Regions from separate parts of the Homo sapiens genome. Here region 1 is linked to region 2. Evidence: read pairs that join two places in POLR2A ChIA-PET (ENCODE). Cell type or tissue: OCI-LY7. All regions are shown on one strand. Each heading gives the region's core, and the rest is flanking DNA. Links, peaks and the distances in the headings are about the cores only.

Region 1 (10,161 bases), core at 4,063-6,562, 120 kb after region 2:
AGGCCGGAGTGCAATGGCACGATCTTGGCTCACTGCAACCTCTGCCTCCCGGATACAAGCGATTCTCATGCCTTAGCCTCCCGAGTAGCTGGGATTACAGGCACCTGCCACCACATCTGGATAATTTTTGTACTTTTTTTCTTTTTCGAGACCGTGTCTCACTCTGTCACCCAGGCTGGAGTGCAGTGGCATGAACTCGGCTCACTGCAACTTCCACCTCCTGGGTTCAAGCCATTCTCCTGCCTCAGCCTCCTGAGTAGCTGGGAGTACAGGCACACGCCACCATGCCAGGTTAATTTTTGTATTCTTAGTAAAGATAGGGTTTCAGCATGTTGGCCAGGTTGGTCTCAAACTCTTGACCTCATGATCCGCCCGCCTCAGCCTCTCAAAGTGCTGGGATTACAGGCATGAGCCACTGTGCCCGGCCTAATTTTTGTATTTTTAGTAGAGACAGGATTACACCATGTTGACCAGGCTGGTCTGGAACTCCTGACCTCAGGTGATCTGCCCACCTTGGCTTCCCAAAGTGCTCGGATTATAGGCATGCGCTACCGTGCCCAGCCCAAGTTGTCTGACTCTTAATTCTCAGCTTTCTTATTTGTAAAATGAAGGTACTAGTACTAATTTGGAGAGTTGTTAAAGATTAAATAATATATGTAAATGCCTTGGCATAAGGGACTGGCACAAAGTAGGCACTTCATATATAAAAGCTGTGATTATTGATGAACCAGTAGTGAGGTACATAACTGGGGAAGGAGAAGGGGCCAGTTTGTGGGAATGCTTTTTTAGTTATTAATAGTAAGGTGGTAAAATAATAATAGTAATAATAACCAAAAGTTACTGAAAACTAAATACAGTGCTAAACTCTTTAAAAGGAGTATCTAATTGGATCTTAACAACAAAGCTATGAAGCAGGACTAATGTTATCTCATTTTATAAATGAGGAAATGTAAGATCAAACAGGTTAAGAAACTTTCCCAAGTTGATCAGTAGCAAAGACAGGATTCGAACCAAGGTAATTGTCCTATCAGAAACTGTACTAGGATAGTCTGCATTTCATGGTAAAGACTATCAGATGCCACTAAAACTTTTTAAAAAGGGAAGTCTTGTGGTCAAATTTGCTCTTTAGAAGGCAGTATGGAGTGCAGATCAGATGCTGGCAGCAGGGAGATCAGTTAGAAGATGGTTGCTCTAATTCAGTTGAGAAATACTGAGACATCTGAAATATTGAAGACATCAGTAGTGTGGGTGATGTGAAAGTGGTTCTAAGAAACTAGCGGCAATCATCCTTCATTACTGATTGGGCGTGGAGAGAAAGAGAGGTAGCATTGGTAGCCGTTAGTCAACTCTGAGTGCAGGCACTGGCATGTGCATTATTACCCAGGGCTCTAAGTGGAGAAAGAAAACAACCCCAGGGTGTCTTCAAACCTAAAGCATATTTCCTAAGCCTTTGCACTCTCAGTCTAGACTAAAAACAAACAAAGCAGCCTCCTCTGAAATGCTGGAAACTTTCCCCACTTGAAACTCTCAGATCTCTTACCTTGCAATTCTAGCTTTCAAATTCCAAGCTGAGCTTCCTTTCCCACACCCCGAGTCCTTGTACTGGGGATTACAATGATCATTTGTATGTACTAGGTGATTGTTCCTTCCACATCAGGGGCCTTGGAGCGGATGACCTAAAGCTGCTTTCTCCTGTCCTGACTTTCTCCACCCAGCACTGCAACCATACATACAATTTTCTGGTCTTGTAGAGAATGACTGACTGGTCATTATAGTCTTCCAAAAGGATAAGAGATTAGTGTCATGATGTGGCCTTCAGGCAGCCAGGGGGAATCTCCATATGAGGTACTTGTTGACTGTATTACTTAGTTTTAGGTGAACTTCCTGTGGAGGGACAATATGTGCTTAGAAGGACAGAGAAGGAATGTATTAGGTAAGGCATTCTACATCTCAGATAAAGAACTTCAATGAATTGTTGGGTCAAGGTCTAAGAAACAAACCAGCCGTCAATGGGAAAGTTAACTAAAATGAAGAACCCAACATACAACCCCAAATCCTAGTTTTTCTGACTATGTTTTCTTAAACTGAAATAATTTCTGAGATTAAAAAGAAGTTGCTGTGACTTTGTCTGATAGATGTATTTTTTTGTTATATATTAGTTTGGGCCTTCTATCTCTCCTACTTTGTTTTCTTTATAATAGAATTAATCTCTGAAAAGTAACTTTACTGTATTCTGATGCTCCATTTTGAATAAGTCAGTTCTTCTCCGAATGGGCTCTGGAGATTGGCATTTGATTGAACAGCTTTTGTGTATTGATTGTTTTAGGTAGACTGGGTACTCCATTTAACTTAGTATTTCTGACAATAAATCAGTCGAGAAGGGAGTATTACTCTAACGGTTTGAACACTTGTCTATGCACATTGCTTGGTCATTCAATAAGTAGTTATTGGTGAGATCGGGCACGTTCAGGGTGGTATGGCCATAGACAATAAATGGTTACGACTCTGCCTTCAGCTGTACCAGTATTTAAGTTATAAGGTAGTTAAGTTACACCAGTGCAAAATCATACAGTTTGGTCACAGTCCTACTTGAGGATCTCAAACCTAGCTCCCCTTAACAAACATGGAGGCTTAATCTTGGCTTTGCACACTGAATTATTCCTTTAGAAAAATACTTGGTGTACAACTCATCCTTTTCATTTACAAAGAAACAAATTTGAGCAGTTTCACAATTTAAAAAGTCTCCCAAATGGATTATATTTAATTGTCCATTTCCAATGAAACTCACTAAATTGGTAAATAGCAGTGAGTGAATAACTGATGAGGTCATACTTTCTTGTTTTGGACTACTACAAACACCACGGAGCAACAACAGATTAGAATATAAAGGTTAAGCAAGGGTTTAGTTTTTGTTCAAAAGCCGTTTTGCTTGTTACAAAGGCTACCAAACCTTTGAACATCAGACCAAACCAAAAACAAAACAAAACAAAATAAAAAAAACCCCAAAACTGAAAGATGAAAACATAGTTTGATAATCTAAGCTGCTCTTCCTTTATTTAACCTTGAATTTATGAGATTATTTTTTTCCCCAGAAGAAAAATTCTCTTAGGGACACTTTCAGCAATTTAACATTTTCTAAGCATTACAGCAAATAAGAGGCGATCATCATTCTTCAGTCATAAAGATAAGCCAAGGAATGAAAGTGTTTTGCAGGTCATGTCACCTGACAGAAACTTTGGACTGGTCCTTTCCTGGTTCAAGAGTTCAGCCATAATACCTACTTTCCCTATCAGCTGGCTCAAGCTGATAAGGTCCTGAAGCAAGCAAAGCTTCTTTATGAGCTTTTATTTAATTGTCCTTGCCACATAAGGGTTGAGGGGATTCGTCTGTACAGAGTTACTTCTTGTTGGTCTATTTTTTCTTTGGAATAAATCGCTGTCTCCCCTGACTGGATAGAGTAAATAGAGTTTGTTTAAACACTTTTCATCAAATTCCTAGTGCCTAGTACAGAGCTTTTAACCCTAATACGTTTCCTGCGTGTACTTATTGAAGGAATAATGACAAACTCTGCCTTAGATTGGTGACTGGCTAGGGAGAAACATGGTTCAAGAGCTGAATAAGTAAGAGCAAGTATTTTATTGTATGCCCATCAAATGTATTCGATGCTGGTGATGGAGGTAAGAGTGTGATAGAGGCTGAGTTCTCTGAAATTACATATGAGATGTCATCTGCCATTTAGTATTAGCTGTGTCTGTCTTTTTTCCAGGAATTTGGCCTTAAAAGAGATCATTCAAAAGTATTACCCAAATAGTGATTTATCAGGCTTTATTGTGGGGAACCTAAAGTGGATTGCAACTGCTATGGTCCCTTTGAAGGGAGCTGGTGCAAGATTTTCCATGCCTAATCACACTCATTTTCCCTTGCTCTCCCAATGACCTCCCATCTTTCCTTCTATTTGGTCTGATAAACACCAACAATAGGATCCTTTCTGCAGCTTCCATCCTAACTTGTATTCTAGCCTTAACACTGCAACAAACTCACTGTTACCTAGAAGTCAATTGACTTCCCTGAATGTTAGCTTCTTTAGCTGTAAATAAGTAATTGTATGAGGTGATGGTTAAGGTGATTTACTAATTTTACAATTCTATTATTTTATGAATAGACCCTAGTTAGGATAGTTTGAAATAGATACTTAATCCACTATTATTCTCTCTTCTAAGATATAGTTACTAGTTGATCATACTTTTCCTTAAAGGCTGAACTGAATTCTCTGATATCAGCAACTAAACATCTCATATTTGTCAGTATGAACATCCACTGGGTGCCTGTTATTTAACCAGGTAGAATTCTTAGCTGTGATTGAAAATCTAGGTATCTCTTCTGGTACTATCACTTGGATGAGTAAAGTTTGAAAACCATTAAGTTGACATTTCTAATAGGACTGTGGATTTAACATAGATTCCCAGAAGTCTTGGAATACAACAGTGTACACAGATGAAGATACAGTACTTTTTGGTATTTTCTTTTTGCAAGTGTTACAAATATCTGCATGTCATAACATCATCACTATGGATCCCATCTTTTAATGAGAGCTTAGTATATGCTACACACTGTCACTAAACATGTAGGATCTTGTTTAGTTTTCTCAAAATGTTGTAGTTACTATGATTATTTTTTGTGTCTTGCAATCATTGTGTATAAGTGCGTAAACCATGTATCTAGAGTTTATAGAAGAATTAAAATTCAAAAACCCTATACTCATCTCTCATTTTTAAAAAATACCATTTTACCTGTCTTTAGATGCCCTGTATTTCCTCCCCAATCTCATCCCGCTCCTACTCTTGAAAGTGATCACTATCCAAATTTTGTGCCAAACATTAACTTGTTTTCTTTAGCTTTGCCATCTATGTATGTATCCCTAGGTAATACATGGCTTAGTTACACTTGTTTTTAAATTTGATGTAAATGTAATCCTATAGTATGAATTTTCTAAGACTTGATTAATCTATGAACATTTTATTTTGAGATTCATCAATATTGATGTGTGTAGCTATAGTTTATTCATTGCTGTTGCTGAAAAATATTCTATTGGATGACTTTGCTACAATTTATTCTACCATTGTTGGATATTTGAGTTGTTCCCATTTTATTTATTTATTTTATTTTTTTGCTGTTATGAACAATGTGGCTTTGAACATTCTTATACTACCTGGCGTGTATATGTATGTATCTGTCTGTCTGTTCATCTTAAGATGCACTACAAAACTGAGGCCTAGAGTCACCAAGCAACTTGTTTAATGTCAGAGTGAGTTGGTGGTGAGGCCAAAGTCTGAATTCAGCAGTCTGTTACCATAGTTTTCATCCTTAACCACAATACTCTATGAATCCTTATTTTAAAAAGGAAGGTCTGGAGAATTTAAAATAACTTCCTAAAGAGCAGGGATTCAACAAAGCTCAGTCTGACTAATGCCTTCCATTTTTAAAAAATCACCCAAAGCACATATTATGATTCTATTTGTGAAGTATTAGCTAATTACAAGAGAATGAGTTCATACTTGGCACTACTATCTCTTTCTTACAAGTGATCAGATGTCAAAATGTGAAAACTATACATTTCACATTATCCATATATATGTGACATTTTTCCTTTAGGAATATGAGTAGAAATAGAAAGACAGGTTTTTACAGTGAAATAGATTTTTTTTCTCTCTCTTTAGCCTACCAAATCTCTTTCGCAATACCTAACACTTATAAATGCATTTAATTTCAGTGCCAATTAAAGAAATTCGAAAGTAGATAATAAGTGAGACAAGCACCCAGTAAATGTTTATGATGTGACACTGACAAATTATGGGCTGCTATAATCAAGATAGCATTAAAAATTTTAAAGTGTTTGTATGAACAAACCATTTTGGAAGGAGTGTTTGGTGTGGCAGTGAGCAAAACAACCCAGTAACTATGGCAGTTAGTGTTAAAGCTCTGATTTTGACATGAAAGGAATAAAAATGGAAGTCCAGCTAAATCACAAGTGTCCTGGAGAAACTTGGATGAGTTTCTTGGCTAGAGGTTTTTCCCACCACAGTAAGTATTTTCAAAGGAAAACAAAGTAAAATTTTTCTCTTGTATGAGTCACATCTCTGTTGGTTGTAAGTGGCTGAAACTCATCTTGAACTACCAAGGTAAGAGAAGAAACATACTGGTTAATGGAATTCCAGAAAGGACTGAACAATCAAACCATTTTGAAGGACAGCATAGAGCTGGACTCTAGAACAGCCAAAACAAGGGGTTAAACCACTGCGAGGGATCTCTCTCCAACTCTTGCTCAGGCTTTTCTCCCTGGCTTGACTTTCTTCTCTTTCACTGTAGATTGGCTTCTCTCACATGGCAAGAAACATTGCTGCTAGCACTTCCCGAGTTCTACGTTCTACAACATCCACCACTGGTGAGAGATTAACTTATGGTTTTTCTGTTGAAAAGTCAAAAATTACCTGGGAAAAGTCTGATTGTCTCAGATTGGAGATGTTGCCCATCTCTGGACCAATACACTATTATGTGTGGCTGACTATATAAAAACATGGATATTTTCTTGGAATCACTTGGTTTGACTGGGAGAAGACCATTCTCAAAACAAAGGAAGTGCAATTTATAGAAGGTAGTAGAATAGGCAGATAAAACAATAATTCTTCACTATATTGCTCAAATAATCCCCATGACATTTTTAGTATATTATAAAGAGAGTTCTAAAGTGTTTCCAAACTATTATAGCAAAATTTAATCTTATAATAATTTCTTCTTGAACTATGTATAATTTACCTGAAATATTTTCCAAAAAGCAATCAATGTGAGAAAATGAGAGCCCTGTCTTCTTAAAAAAATGAGTAAAAGTCCACAAGTTCAGAACAAAAGAAAATGAGGTAAGGCCTAAAATAAATTGTGCTAAGAAAGCTAAAATTCTAGACAAAGTCACATCGGCAAAACTAGAAGGTTGGTACTGTGCTTCAGTTTACTGCTTGCTGTTTGGTTAAGAGGAGGGGTGATGTGATAAAAATAGTGACGAAGTGAGAAAACTGACGTATTAGTTTTCTATTGCATTATAACAAGTCACCACAAACTTAGAGGTTTGAAATAACGCCCATGTATTATCTCGCAGTTCCTGTGTGTCAGACCTCCAGGCACTGCGTGGCTCGGCTGGGTTCTCTGCTTAGAATCTCACAGGTCAAAATCAAAGTATCAATGGGAGCTGCAGTTCTCCCAAGCTGGAGCCTGTGTCCCTTTTAAACTCTCAGGCTGCTGGCATAATTTATTTCCTTATCAAGCCATCCATATGATCCCCTCCATCTTCAGGCCAGCAATGGCCTGTCAAATCCTTCTCATTCTTTGAAAATCTCTGACTTCCCTTTCTGTCACAGCTCTGTAACTTCTTTTCTCTTCTGCCACCAGCAGAAGAGGCTTTTAAGAGTTTATGGGATTAGATTACATCCGTCTGGATAATCTTTTACTTAAAGGTCAACTATGCTATATAACATAGCCAATCACATTCGCACATTGCAGAGACTAGGGTATAAAATCTTCGGGGTCATTCCTAGAAATTCTGCCTGCTGCAGCCTGGTTTCTTGCTTGGACTCTAGTATATATTTGCTAAATCTCCCAAGCCTCAGTCTCACTATTTGCAAAAGTGAGTTTTAATGCTCTTTGCCCTGCTTGCCTCACAGGATCTTAACATAGACGTAAGATCAAATGCAATAGCATGTCAAACAATGTGTAACTCCAGTTATACAAACATTACTGTATCTCATTGGGGATACGAAGCTCTACACACTTGAAGATGGTGAAGGAATATAAAAATGTAAGTATTGCTTTTATAATAAATGTGTTCCTATTGGCTGAAAATTTCAATATCTGATACAAATAGTCAACTTTCTATTTTACTTTTTCTAATTATGCAAGACCTTGTAATCACAAATGTAAAAATTGCAAGCCACATGCCCCTAAGGCCAAATAAAAATTTGTAAAATTCTCTTAAAAAGACTCTATAGAGTCCAAATGAAAATACGTCGAGTCCTTTTAAAAGGATCCAACCACATATATCAACTGATATACATGGTACCAAAAACAATGGAATCTTTTCAGATTCTCTAATTGGCCTTTGGAACTTATGTAGCATCAGGTATGCAAATGAACAACTTCAGACCTTGATTACTCCAACCTCCTCTCCCACTGTCACAGCCACTTCTGTCATGACCTAGTTGTTCTCAGAAAGTTCCCTCTTATACCTGGTCAAACTTCTCTTACAATCACCTGTGACTTTCCCTCTTGGTCTTGGATCAAATCATCCTAAATACATTAAAAGTCCTGATTCTTCCTGTCCCTTAAATATATCTCTACTTGAATCACTGTGTTAGTTCAGGTCCTCTGAGAGAAAGATGTTAAGATGAAATTAGATGTGCAAGAGATTCGCCGAGGTAAACCTTGTGGGAGAAAATGGAGAGGTACATAGAGGAGCCTGGGCAGACTGTGTGGCTACTATGTAAGACTCATCCCCATGAAGGAGAAAGGAGAGGAAGGCAAAGAAGAAAAACCTTAAGATTTCAATTCTAAGAACGTTTTGACAAAGCTGATTAGGAGTATTTAAGGCAAAGCTGCCCACCAGAAGAGTACTGCATCTTTCAGGAACGGACTTGCTTTAGTACATCTGCTGTGCTTAGTAATTGGCTGGGAGCAGCCATAGAAAGCATGGACTCAGTACAAACTTGGTGATGAATTTCAGAGGCAGCGGCTAAGACCATCAGTCTATTATTTTCCTTGCAATAGCTGTCATAATTACTATCAGAGCAAACAATTTTTTGTGTGTGAATTCATGAGATAATGGTCTTTTCTTTCCTGCTTTCAAGAGCCATGTCATTGAAAGAGCTAATCATTCAAATTTATGCTGCATTACTGACTAAATACTTTCATTTATCATACTTTATTTTAAAATACTTTAACTCATGGCCCGATGATTTTCAGTTAACCAAATTCTCCCTTACTATCCTGGTTGCCCCTTCTGTCTTTTCCTTAGAAATGTTATTGTAGTATTTGCAAGATGGCCTGAATCCTGAACCCCCCATCTTCAATGAGCACCAAATGGTAATTATAGATTCCCAGCTGTAGAGCTATGTCAGACAAAGGAAACTTCATTAGTATGTACCAATGTTTGGACTCCAAATGCTTTTGTGTCTGAGTCACAAGGACTCCTCTTCCTTGGTGGCTTAAAGTTAGGCTGAAGAAGATTTACATTATGTTGTGCATGACCTCTTTAGTTTGGTTCTACTTATACTTTCAAGGAGGGAAGACTGGGGAAGGTGTCCCTTAGTGAGCATATTTTGTACAAATGAAAACAGGGTACTAACACTTATGCCAGGACGCATGCATAAACTAGGATGGTTCTGAGAAAACTGCGATATATGATCACTCCAGGGTCTCCCCTCTCAGAAGCGAGGGAGACTTAAACCTTTTACATCACCAAGTACATGGAAAGAAAGACAGCAGGGAAGTGATTCCGAAGAGAAACCTGAAAAAAGCAATGTGGAAAGATAGACACTTTAGCCTTTTCTTTCTTCTCAAAACTTCACATTCCTTTTCACTCTGCTTCACTTAAGCTGCCCTAGTTCCAGAGTGTTTCCTCTCTTGGGTGAAGATGGGAACAAGTACATGGGGTAGCAAGGGGTGGGTGGGACCTGTGCTCCCATTAAGGTTCTTCCAGAATCATTTCTATGTGATTATCAGCTTGGATCACATGGACTTGGGGATTATTGGTGGTTTTCTAGGGTAAACAGGGCATATTGTGCTGGAGGACATATTTTATATGTAACAATTTGGGGAAATTTTCTTTTATATTAAATAAAACTGAGATATGTAATGAATTAGGATGAAAAATTCATATTCATCTGAATTTTATAAGTGAATCATGAGAACTCAAAGATACTTAGCCCTTGGGACCATTTTTTACTCCTGTTCGGATCCCTTCAGCTAAGCATGATTATTTACTATTTTCAGCTATTAGTTATGTCTTGTTGAAAAAGTATGAAAAGAGCTGCCCAATAAATTAGAGTGTATGCTCAACATTCTCTTAGCTTCTTTATCTCTTTCCAAAATTGGATCAAATGACATTGGACATGATCA
Region 2 (10,161 bases), core at 3,770-6,269:
AGTACAAAATGCAAAATTCTTTGATGTGTTGTAGATTTAATGCATAATTATAGTTAAGTCACAATTTTCAACCTTAGTTTCCAAAATGTTAACTGGGTATAGAATTAGCAGTACCTATTATCATCTTCCCAAGAATATTTTGAAGGAAACTTAAAAGTATATTACTTATTATATAGCAGGTATCTTTTCTAAATTATGTGCAAAACAAATGTGATTTTAAATCTATGTGAGAAATTTACTATTAAAATATCTCTAGGGTGTACTCTTGTGAAATGAGGGATCTTTGCAGCTCATGGAGACAATTATTCCTTAACTTTTTTGTAAATTTTTTTTATGTTGATAAATTACTTGTGGCGAATTACTTATATCTATTTGTAGCTATTTGATCAGCTGAGAACACTAAAAGATTAGCACAGTATGTATGTATGTACATACTATATGCACATATTTGGTATATATGTATATTATGTACAGCACAGATATTGAGAATTGACCTCATCCTGAGGAACAAAATAAGTAATAAACATAATTAGAGGAGATAGGCAGAAAGAAATAGAGATAATAAAAAATTCATTAAAAGTTGCCAAGAAAATAATGGCTATCATTTTTTCAACCCCCAGCTATGTGACAAGCATCAAGCAGTTTTATATGTGTAATTTATAATTCCACAGCTGTCCCATGGGATAGAGAGTATTATTCTTTCTTCATAATGCAGACAAAAAAAAAAGCTCAGAGTGCTTAAGTAATAAGGAAAAGAAAAGTTCAAACTTAAGGTTCTCAGTTCTGTTTGAGAGGTCCTCACTCTCCCTACTACAATATGTTTTCCTAATGATAATTTATCCAGTACATTGTGGACAACTCATCAATGCTTCCTTTTCTTTGAGGACTCTGCTTTAGAGCAAGTTGCAAAACCTGGGCCAAGATTACTGACTCTCCATTTTCAGAAACTACTGTGCTTCTATGATTATTCTTCAGTAGTAATACATAGTGATAGAAATTTGGAACTCAAAGACACGCAAAGTCCCCTGAAAGTCACTTAATTCAGTCCCCTCATTTTTGAATGATTTGCTTTCCTGATTAAAGCTCACATATTTAAAAATAATTAAGGAATTAGCTGCACATAGAAAATGAAAAACTACCCCACACAAAGCAATAATTATTAACATTTTGAAATACTTCTTCCTTTTTCTTTGCTTAATCTTTACATTGTGAATATTATGCAATTTTGAAATGAGCTTTTTCTAACTTATTACAGCATTTTCCAAACTTCTCCAAAAACACTTCATAAATGCTACTTTTAACAGCTGTAACACATCCCACTGGAAAAAGTTATAATTTACTTAATGATGTCCCTGTTGTCAGATATTTAAGGTGTTTCTAATTGCTACTAAAAATAGTATTGCAGTTTTTCAAAGGGTAGAAGGCTCTTGAATATATTGTAAAACTGCTTTTTAAAAAGCCACCATTTTGATTTATAGATAACAAAATGGAGGAGTGGTACATATTGAGGAACTATGTAGCTATGGTTACTCAGCTAATAAATGTTTGCTGTAGCTGTTGAAGTCAGTTCCTCTCTCCATTCTCCATTCTTTCTATGGCCACAGCTACTTAATTGGACTTAATGTGGGTGGCGGGAAATGCCAACCATATCCTTAATCATAATTTTGGAAATGACACATATGCAAGTGGGACAAGCCTAGTCTTTAAACTCAGATAGAACTGACCTCTCATTTACCAGCTCTGTGGGCTTGAATAAGTTATGTAAACTTTCTGAGCCTTTATTTCCTCACCTCACAAAGTGGGGAAAATAAAATTTACCCCATAAGGTTACTGTGAGGAATAAAGAATGTCAGATATATAAAAATCCGGGTGCACGGTAGGCTCTCAATAAATGGTGCTTTTTAATTTTTTGAGAATATATATGACATTTACTATGAAGTTATTCATTTAGGTCATCAAAATAAATGTCCTTTTGAGTAATTTTTCATTAATTCCTGTACATTCTAGCAGGTATCTGTGGTTTCAACAAGCAAATTCTCTTCTAAAAGGTATGATGCTACCTCTGAATTCTAACCCTCTGAAAAAACAGCTTCTTTGTAACAAAGTTTCCCATGTTATGACAGAAGAATTTCCAAAAAAAACCCCTCATTAAATCATGAGAAGTGACACTGGAGAGTGTCACTGTGTTCAGTGTTTCCTCTGCATTCATTGCTACCCACCTCCACTGCTTGGAGTGCATTTCAAGTGGAAGGTACAATGGAGAAACTACAGTTAAAACTGAGGAATTGCAAAATTTACTTTCTCTAAACTACTTTTCCTAACCTCCCTCTTTTTCATTCTTGATAGGACAGATTTTCCCCTCTCAAATATGCTGTCCTTTTTAATTGCTAACACAAGCATATATAATATCTCATTTCTGCTTATGCTGCTGATGTACGCATGTGCTGTTAGAGTTCTGAGATAATGTTGAAAGTCACAGATAAATAATAATGTATTCGGTTTTCACTACTGGGAGTGGAGGTTTAATATTCATGTTTCACTGATAGGTTTAACACTGGTTTAGGATACTCTAATTTCAGGGGCACCATCTACATGGAAGCTTTTCTCATCAAATGGAGAATGGTTGTCCCCCTTTTGCCCCTCTAAAAAACTATCCTTTAAAAGTAGCTTGCTTTCTTGGGACTCTATAGTCTTACTGTTATGTTCAATTTTCTGTGTCCTTTCCTGAACTTAGGAGAGTTCTGAAGCCAATCTCCCCTCTGATATTATTAAAGATTGCAAGAAAATTTTCTTGTGTTAGACCATTCTTCCCCAAATCACATTCTTCACCTGATATGTGATTCAACTCCACTCAAGGGAATCAACTTCTTGATGAAATATAATCAACTTTGATTAAATAAGTAACTGCTTCCTATTCATGTTTTAGCACTTTTCACATACAGATTTAACATTTCCACTCATGTTTTCCTTTGAGTCTCTGGGTTGAGGGTAGAGTTTTATCTTTTGTGTTGTTACGGTTAAGATGATAACTTCCATAATTAATTTTTCAAAAAGGCAATGATAACAGAATATACTGTATGTTTACTCTGTACTGATTTAAAACCCCCAAGTCAATTTAGCCTTAAGAAAGCATACTATTTAGTGTATTTTGTGTTACTCTTTGATATCCTACTTCTAAATAACTTCTTCACATTTGCATAAAAATAACTGAAGGTCACCCTCCAAGGTAGGCATTTTGAATGTCGTAAGGATGACAGTAATGTTTCTGCCTATCATTCCTTTCATCACACAGACACACACACACATAATTTTTTATACTAAAGAATTTTTAGAAAATTGTTTTGGTCAAAACTGTTGATTCAGATATTCAGACTGTGACAACCATTCTGAAGGAATTAAAAATCCAGTTATCTTCAGTGATTCCTTTGGAAATTATTATTCTGGGTTATTAGATAGATAGACTAATAACTTTTTTTCCAGTTTTCTAAAGCTACCTTGATTTCCTGTCTTAGAAAACAGGGGTTCACAAACACTGCTTAATATCTCTTTAATGATTATGAATACTAGAATAGCTTAGAGGTATACCCTAAAGGCCACCATATAGATCTTCTGTACAGATGTGAATTTAAAAGTATGCAAATTTACACTGATTTTACCTAACACCTTGGAACATACCAGGAGTCTGAATACATAAATATATTTTTATTATGATATGTATATTTTTAAAGTGGAGTTTAGAAATTTCTAGCTACACTGAAAAATTATAATGAAGTAGGTATTTACTGTAAAAAACTAATGTGCTTTCTTAAGGGCATAGTTTAATTAGGCACTATAATAACTGACAAACGTACACTGTGTAAAAGTTTACAGTGACTCTTCACACATACTATTTTATCTACCTCTTATTACGGGACTACCATAGGGTCTCAGGTTTACAGATGAGAACATGAAAGCACTGAGAGTTTCTCATACTTCATTCTGGTACCATGACAGCTAATAAGCAAAAGAAATAGAATCTGCTCACAGGTCATGTGAATGCTAAAGAAAGTAATCTTTCAACTGCACGCTTCAAGTGGTTCCTGTGCTGGTGAATAGGTATCCCACTTATTGCTTTTAAATTAAGGTAGGAATAAGTAATTTATATGTACAGTCATATGAGAATTTTTCACTGGTTTTATTTTGGTCAAAAAATAAATTTTTGAAAGATGTTAACCTCCTTTCAACCAATAAATATTTACTGTGACTTATACGGCTGATGCTTGAGTATAGTAGAGGCCCAAAGGGGTTAAGCGACTTTCAAAATAATAGTTAACTAAAAGAGATGGAACTGAAACCATATACATATTTATAGCACTCCATGGGCAACCAAGTTCAACTATATATGAATTACTAGTCAATGACTTTTGGTAGGCCATGCAACCTATCTGAGCCTCAGTCTCCAGATCTACAAAATGAAAAAATGAAACATTGAAAACATAAGGATATTGTGATAATTAAATTAGATAATGGAAGTTGAAGTGTCCTATTATTGTTAAGCTCCTCCTAATTGTTTTTGAAGAAAACAATAACTTTACCATGTGATTTAGGAAGAAAGTTTCAATAAGCTTTTAAAAATTAAATGTTAAATATAATATATTCAACTTCAACTATTCAGCATGTAAATTGCATGGAGTAAAATTCAAAGTGTCCGATGTTGGACATTTAACAATTAGATGTTCAACTGGGGGAGTCATTGTTCTCTAGACAGCTGCTGTTTCTTTAAATTGGGTGAGAGAGTTATACAATTGCTGAGTCAGATGATCTGGCAGCCTGAAAGAGAATGAGAGCAAGAAAATGGTGGCACTCGAGAAAAGAAAGCAAAACAAGCTTTTTCCTAATACATCAGCAAAGTCACTGGTGTAATATTAGACAAATTTTAGCTTAAAAGCAGAAAAATGATCATTTGAAAGGCATGATATTTTAGTTTTTCTTATAATTGTTACTTTTTAGCTTACATTTTTCATCTATATTTCCCCCCCCATCACTGTGCTTTTACAGAGACATAAAGACCCATCATTTTGTCCATAAATGCTTTATTCTGTTATGGCTACATTTTCCTGCAATCTTGCCCTGATCTTAGATAAGCATAAGTTAAACCTGTGAAACACTTGTGCTTTGATTTTTCTTTTTTACATAATTTTAGGTTGTCATGTTTATTACGAGCCTGGTCTGGATCATAAAATGAAAGAAACCCCTTATTACAACACACACACACACACACACACACACACACACACACAGAGAGAGAGAGAGAGAGAGAGAGATCCATTCATCCTGCACGAACAGAAAGAAGTGTATATAGTGTTTTAAAAAGACAACGTATCTTATATAGCTTATGTGGAAATTTTCTGTCTGGTTCTGTAAGCTTTAAAACACAAATATATCTTGTTATATTTTTTTCTCTCAAACTATGTTCTGACTGTAAAAATGTGGTATCTACAAGACATTCTTTTCCAATTCATACAAAGGGTCACATAATAATAAAGGGTCTCCTTCATTTGGTGAAATAACTCCTCCACTGATTACTCAGACTCTCCTCCCTGGGATCCAGTAAACTGACTCTAAACTTAAAATCTTACCTAAAATCCTGGACCTCAATTCAAAGATAAAGAAGCAGAAATAAGGTTTAAAAAGTAAAATTGGTCATATTTGTCAAATTGTGTCCCAATGGGCCACTTGTATTAGTATCTCCTTCAAGTGTTTATTTAAAATGCAGATTTCTGGGACCCACAGCAAATCTGAATCAAATTTTCTGAACGTGAACCCCAGAAATATGTATTTTTAAAGGCAGCCCAGGTAATAATGCTGTTGTTAACCTTTGCCATACTTTTAAAATTTCTAGTTACTCACATAATTCAATTAAGAAAGCAGAGGCTTTTTTATTTACGTTACCTTGATTGTACGATTTTATTAGTTTCAATTTGCTTAAGAGATTACATGTCTTTGTTCATGTAATTCTGAACCTCTATAAAACTTTTCTCTCTTAAAAAAATCCTACTGCCTTCACAACCATTTAAATAATTTATGATATTTTATTTTGAAGGTGAAAGAGAAAACTGAGAAATAGTTGAATTAAAAAATCCTTTGTGATAACATGTTTATATTTTCATGAACAAAGCCAATAAGTCATAAAAATTAAAAATCAACATACTATTTTTTGAAAGGACCTCTGATGCTTTGGGAATTTCAATCCTGTAGTTGATGGCTTTCACTTTTTTTTCCCTTTTATTACTTCTTTTTGATTGTAGAGTTCTGCCCAAATGAAACCATCATTCCAGGGCTCATGAATTAAATGAATGCACTGAGAGACACTGACAAGCACTGAGAATTTCTTCAACCACCCTTTTTAAAAAACAAATGCTAATTGGACATAAATATGAGAACAATAGACATTGGGGACTACTAGATGGAGGAGAAAGGGAATGAGCGAGGGCTGAAATACTACCTACTGTGGGTACTGTGCTCACTACTTGAGTGACAGATTCAGTCGTACTCGAAACCTCAGCATGGTGCAATATACCTTTGTAATTAACCTGCACATGTGCCCTCTCCTCCTAAATAAAAGTTGAAAAAAAATCTACGAGGCACTATATTTTTAAAAATACCACTATGTACAAGGCACTGTGCTATATCTGGAACTACAAATATTAGTTAAATAGTCCAAGATTCAGTGGGTTCAGAGACTCTAAGTATTTGCCATTCCCTTTAGATGGAAACGTTCTTTGGTCCACCAAGCCCTATCGTTCTGCTCTTTGGAAATTCTCCCTCACTTTCTTCATAATGCCGTCCTTGACTAACTCTCCTCTAGCAATACTATTGGTTTTGTATGTGATTTAAAATCATTCCTGTAATTTCTTCTGTTTATATGGCTTCGTACAAGAGATTCACATTCAACAAATAGAAAAAAAACGCTATTGACATTTGGTAGCTTCGACAATTGTAAACACATGTGGGTTTGCTGAATACACATTAAAATAGCATGAATTAGGATATGGTAAATCTGTTGCGGTCCCAAGTTGGTGGGTTTTTCTAGGAAGAGTCAGACCCTTTAAAAGGACCTTTTATCATCTACCAAACAAATCCTTCATTTATTAATTCCCAAGGTTTTCTCCATCGGTTGGCTTACTGTCATGGAAATTGATCTTGTTTTAATAGCTACTTACTTTTTTTTATTCTAATCAATGATTTCATTTGAAAAGAAAATTTTCAAACATGGGGAAAGCTGCAATATAAGAAGAAAACAATGGAGAGACATCGTCACTGGAAAAATACTACGGGCCACTCTCTATACCATCCTGCACCCCCAGATGGAGAAACTGAGGGAAGTCGTGGCCTTTCAACACTCTTGGGTCTCCATCTGGCTTGGAAGGGAACGAAATGGCTGTCAAGAGTCTCAGAAGCGCACTTTCCCCGTGGTTCCTCCGGGTAACCCTGACTCACTTTTCATCTACCCATCCCCTCCAAAACAAGGCCTAGCCAGTTCCAAGCTGGAGAGGTGACCCAGAGTTGCCTTCTGTCATGTCCTGCCTTTCGTCTCGAGTCCACTAACCCCACTCAGACTCTGTCTGCTCCCACCCCCACCGCGGCCAGTGAAATCCCAATCGTCTTCCACGTGGAACCCCAGGTCCGCAGTTATGATAACGGATCACATCGCTCCTGCGGAAAGTGCGCGCGGTGGAGTGATAATTGGACCTAGCGTCTAAATTCTTGTTGGAGGACCTCGTTCCAGCTGCCAGTTAAGCCTCTGGGATCCGCAGCGTCTCTAGGAATTGAGAGAGTGGGGAAGTTAGGATCCAGGAGGAGGATGGTGGGGGCTGAGGAGTGGAGGAGCAGCGTGCATCTCATCTCTTGTCGCCGGGCGGGCGCTCTTTCGGGTCCAGGGCCCTTGCACCCCCAGCGTGGCTCCGGAGGCGGCGAGACCTGCCTGAAATTGATTGGAGGGGACTAGAGTGTGCTTGTGGGGTGGGGTAGTGGGGGCGGAGAGAAGAGATCCCAAGAAGGGCGCCAAGTGCTGTGACCAGAGGCCTAACACGAGGCACCTTGGAAACAGGTATAGCTACGGATTTATGGGTTTTAAAATGGAACGTCTTGGTGAATGGACATAGCGTGCATTTCACAGTCTGACGTCACAGCCCTCGCAGGTTTTCCCAGACCTTAAAGCCACGTTCTCGTGTATGACACTTAAACAACTCAGTTTCCTTGTCTTTCCTCCCTCCCTACCCATCTAAGGGTAGAGAAGCTCTTAGTTCATCCACTGTGTAGGACTGTTACCGTGTGTCAAAGGCTTTGGAAATGTATATTTTACTGATGATGGTCATAGCACTTTGGAAAACTCAAAAGTGAAACGAAGAAAATAAATATCACCAAACTTTTTCCCAACCCCTCTCATCCTGCGGAAACCATTATAACTAATTTGGTGAGAGAGAGAGAGAGAGAGAGAGAGAGAGAGAGAGAGAGAAACTGTTTACTGTTTGGAATCTTGCTTTAAAAAAACCTGACTTTATAATGCAATCATTTAACAGTCTATGAAATATTCTTCAGATACCTGATGATCCAGAATGTAACTGTACCATAATTTAACACTTTATTGCTAGAATTTTATGCAGTTTTTGATTTCTTGCTACTACTTATCCATCTGTATTAATCTTTGTCAGAACCTTTCTTTCCTTAGGATGATGCCTGAATATAAAATAGCTGAATGAAAGTGGATGGGTTCATTTTAAAATACAAAATTGTTTTTCTTGATGGTGAAGTGTTTAAGAGGTGGATTAATCTCATTGGGCAACAAATAGAGAAGATATTAGTAGTTAGGTATATGAGAATCAGAATTCAGATAATTTGTCTTAAAAATTCATATTCAATGTAAAAATTTTATATTTAGAAAATGAAACTGTACCCATTGTTTATATAACTTAAACTGCCAAAATAAAGCACCACAAAAACTTTTTATCACGTTGGTTTTTGTATCAGGCTGGGCTTTGCAGCAGATGGAGGAGCTAGGGCAAGCTTGTCCAACCTGTGGGCCCGAGGGTCACATGCAGCCCAGGATGGTTTTGAATGCTGCCCAACACAAATTCATACACTTTCTTAAAGTATCATGAGTTTTTTTTTTTTTTTAAGCTCATCAGCTATTGTTAGTGTTAGTGTATTTAATGTGTGTCCCAAGACAATTCTTCTTCTTCCTATGTGGCCCAGGGAAGGTAAAAGATTGAACACCCCTGGCCTACAGTGTTCTACTATGAAGTTTCAGTTTTAGTTCGGCCTAGAATGTTTTAGTACAGAAGGCAAGTGAGATTTTCTCTGTTTCTCCAAGGACTTTTGAAAAAGTGTAAAAGCACTGGGCCCACTGTTGAACCTTGCTATAAAAAAGTATTTTTGATACCATTTGTATCACTTTAGTAATAGGAGTTTTTCATATGTTGGGAAAATGGTTTAGCTTAACTCTATCATGGTAGTTGATAGTGATGAACTAACGTGGAATAATAGATCTGTAAACCATCATAGACGGTAATAGGCTATGTTGTTGCTACCTTAGGATCATAATGGACTTTCTAAAATTCAAGAGTACTCAAAGAAGTAAAATGAATATAAGTCTTGATTTCTGAAAGGGCTATGGTTCACTTGGAACACAATACAAACTGTGAATCATGTACACATGGGGAATAATGGTTTATACTAACTGCACAGTGCTTACCTTGAGAGGACTCTGTGCTATTAAAGAAAAAAATAACCTGAGCCTTCTGAAGTAGCTATAAACAAATGAATATTTAACTTCATAATAAAAATATGACTATTTTGTAAATGCACCAAGGTAGAAGTAACAAATCAACTATGGCAATTTTTCAGGTTTCTGTGGTTAAGAAACTGGTAACGTGGAATTTTAGTATATGTATTTCCAATCATATAAAAATAAAAAGTCATAATAAACATATTTGCAGAAACTTAAAAAAAGTTAAAATAACATCTTATTTGCAATGATATTAAATAATTCATACAAGTAATTTTTAGCACTTGTGCCTCTCAAGGAATTGTATGAATCCTAACATAATTAGTATCCATATATATTCCCAAATCAATATAGCCATGGGCATAAAATATATTAATGTGAAATATATAATTACA

What was found. ChIA-PET counts read pairs that join two places held together with the same protein. Peaks named below come from ENCODE experiments on the same cell type or tissue, not always from the same donor. Only the 100,000 strongest peaks of a DNase experiment are listed, where the experiment ranks them.
Region 1: POLR2A ChIA-PET joins it to region 2 with 9 read pairs; 4 of 35 experiments call an interaction of 5 or more read pairs at or near these places.

The regions. Positions count from the first base shown.
Region 1 is chr9:22,105,954-22,116,114 of GRCh38, forward strand. It overlaps CDKN2B-AS1 (CDKN2B and CDKN2A antisense cis and trans regulatory RNA 1), which reads left to right. Exons shown (of 19, transcript NR_003529.4): 15 at 6,367-6,442; 16 at 7,713-7,846. Among named protein-coding and RNA genes, the nearest start is that of CDKN2B, 100 kb to the left of the region's middle. In OCI-LY7, for the core only: no CTCF peak of the experiment used is centred there; no DNase peak of the experiment used is centred there.
Region 2 is chr9:21,982,155-21,992,315 of GRCh38, forward strand. LOC124902130 (a long non-coding RNA gene) reads right to left here. Exons shown (of 2, transcript XR_007061436.1): 2 at 1-10,161. It also overlaps a transcript of CDKN2A not described here. Among named protein-coding and RNA genes, the nearest start is that of CDKN2B-AS1, 7.6 kb to the right of the region's middle. RefSeq lists enhancers at 7,252-7,396, 7,302-7,884 and a cis regulatory region at 7,324. In OCI-LY7, for the core only: no CTCF peak of the experiment used is centred there; a DNase peak (open chromatin) is centred at 4,797; H3K4me3 peaks cover 1,415 bases.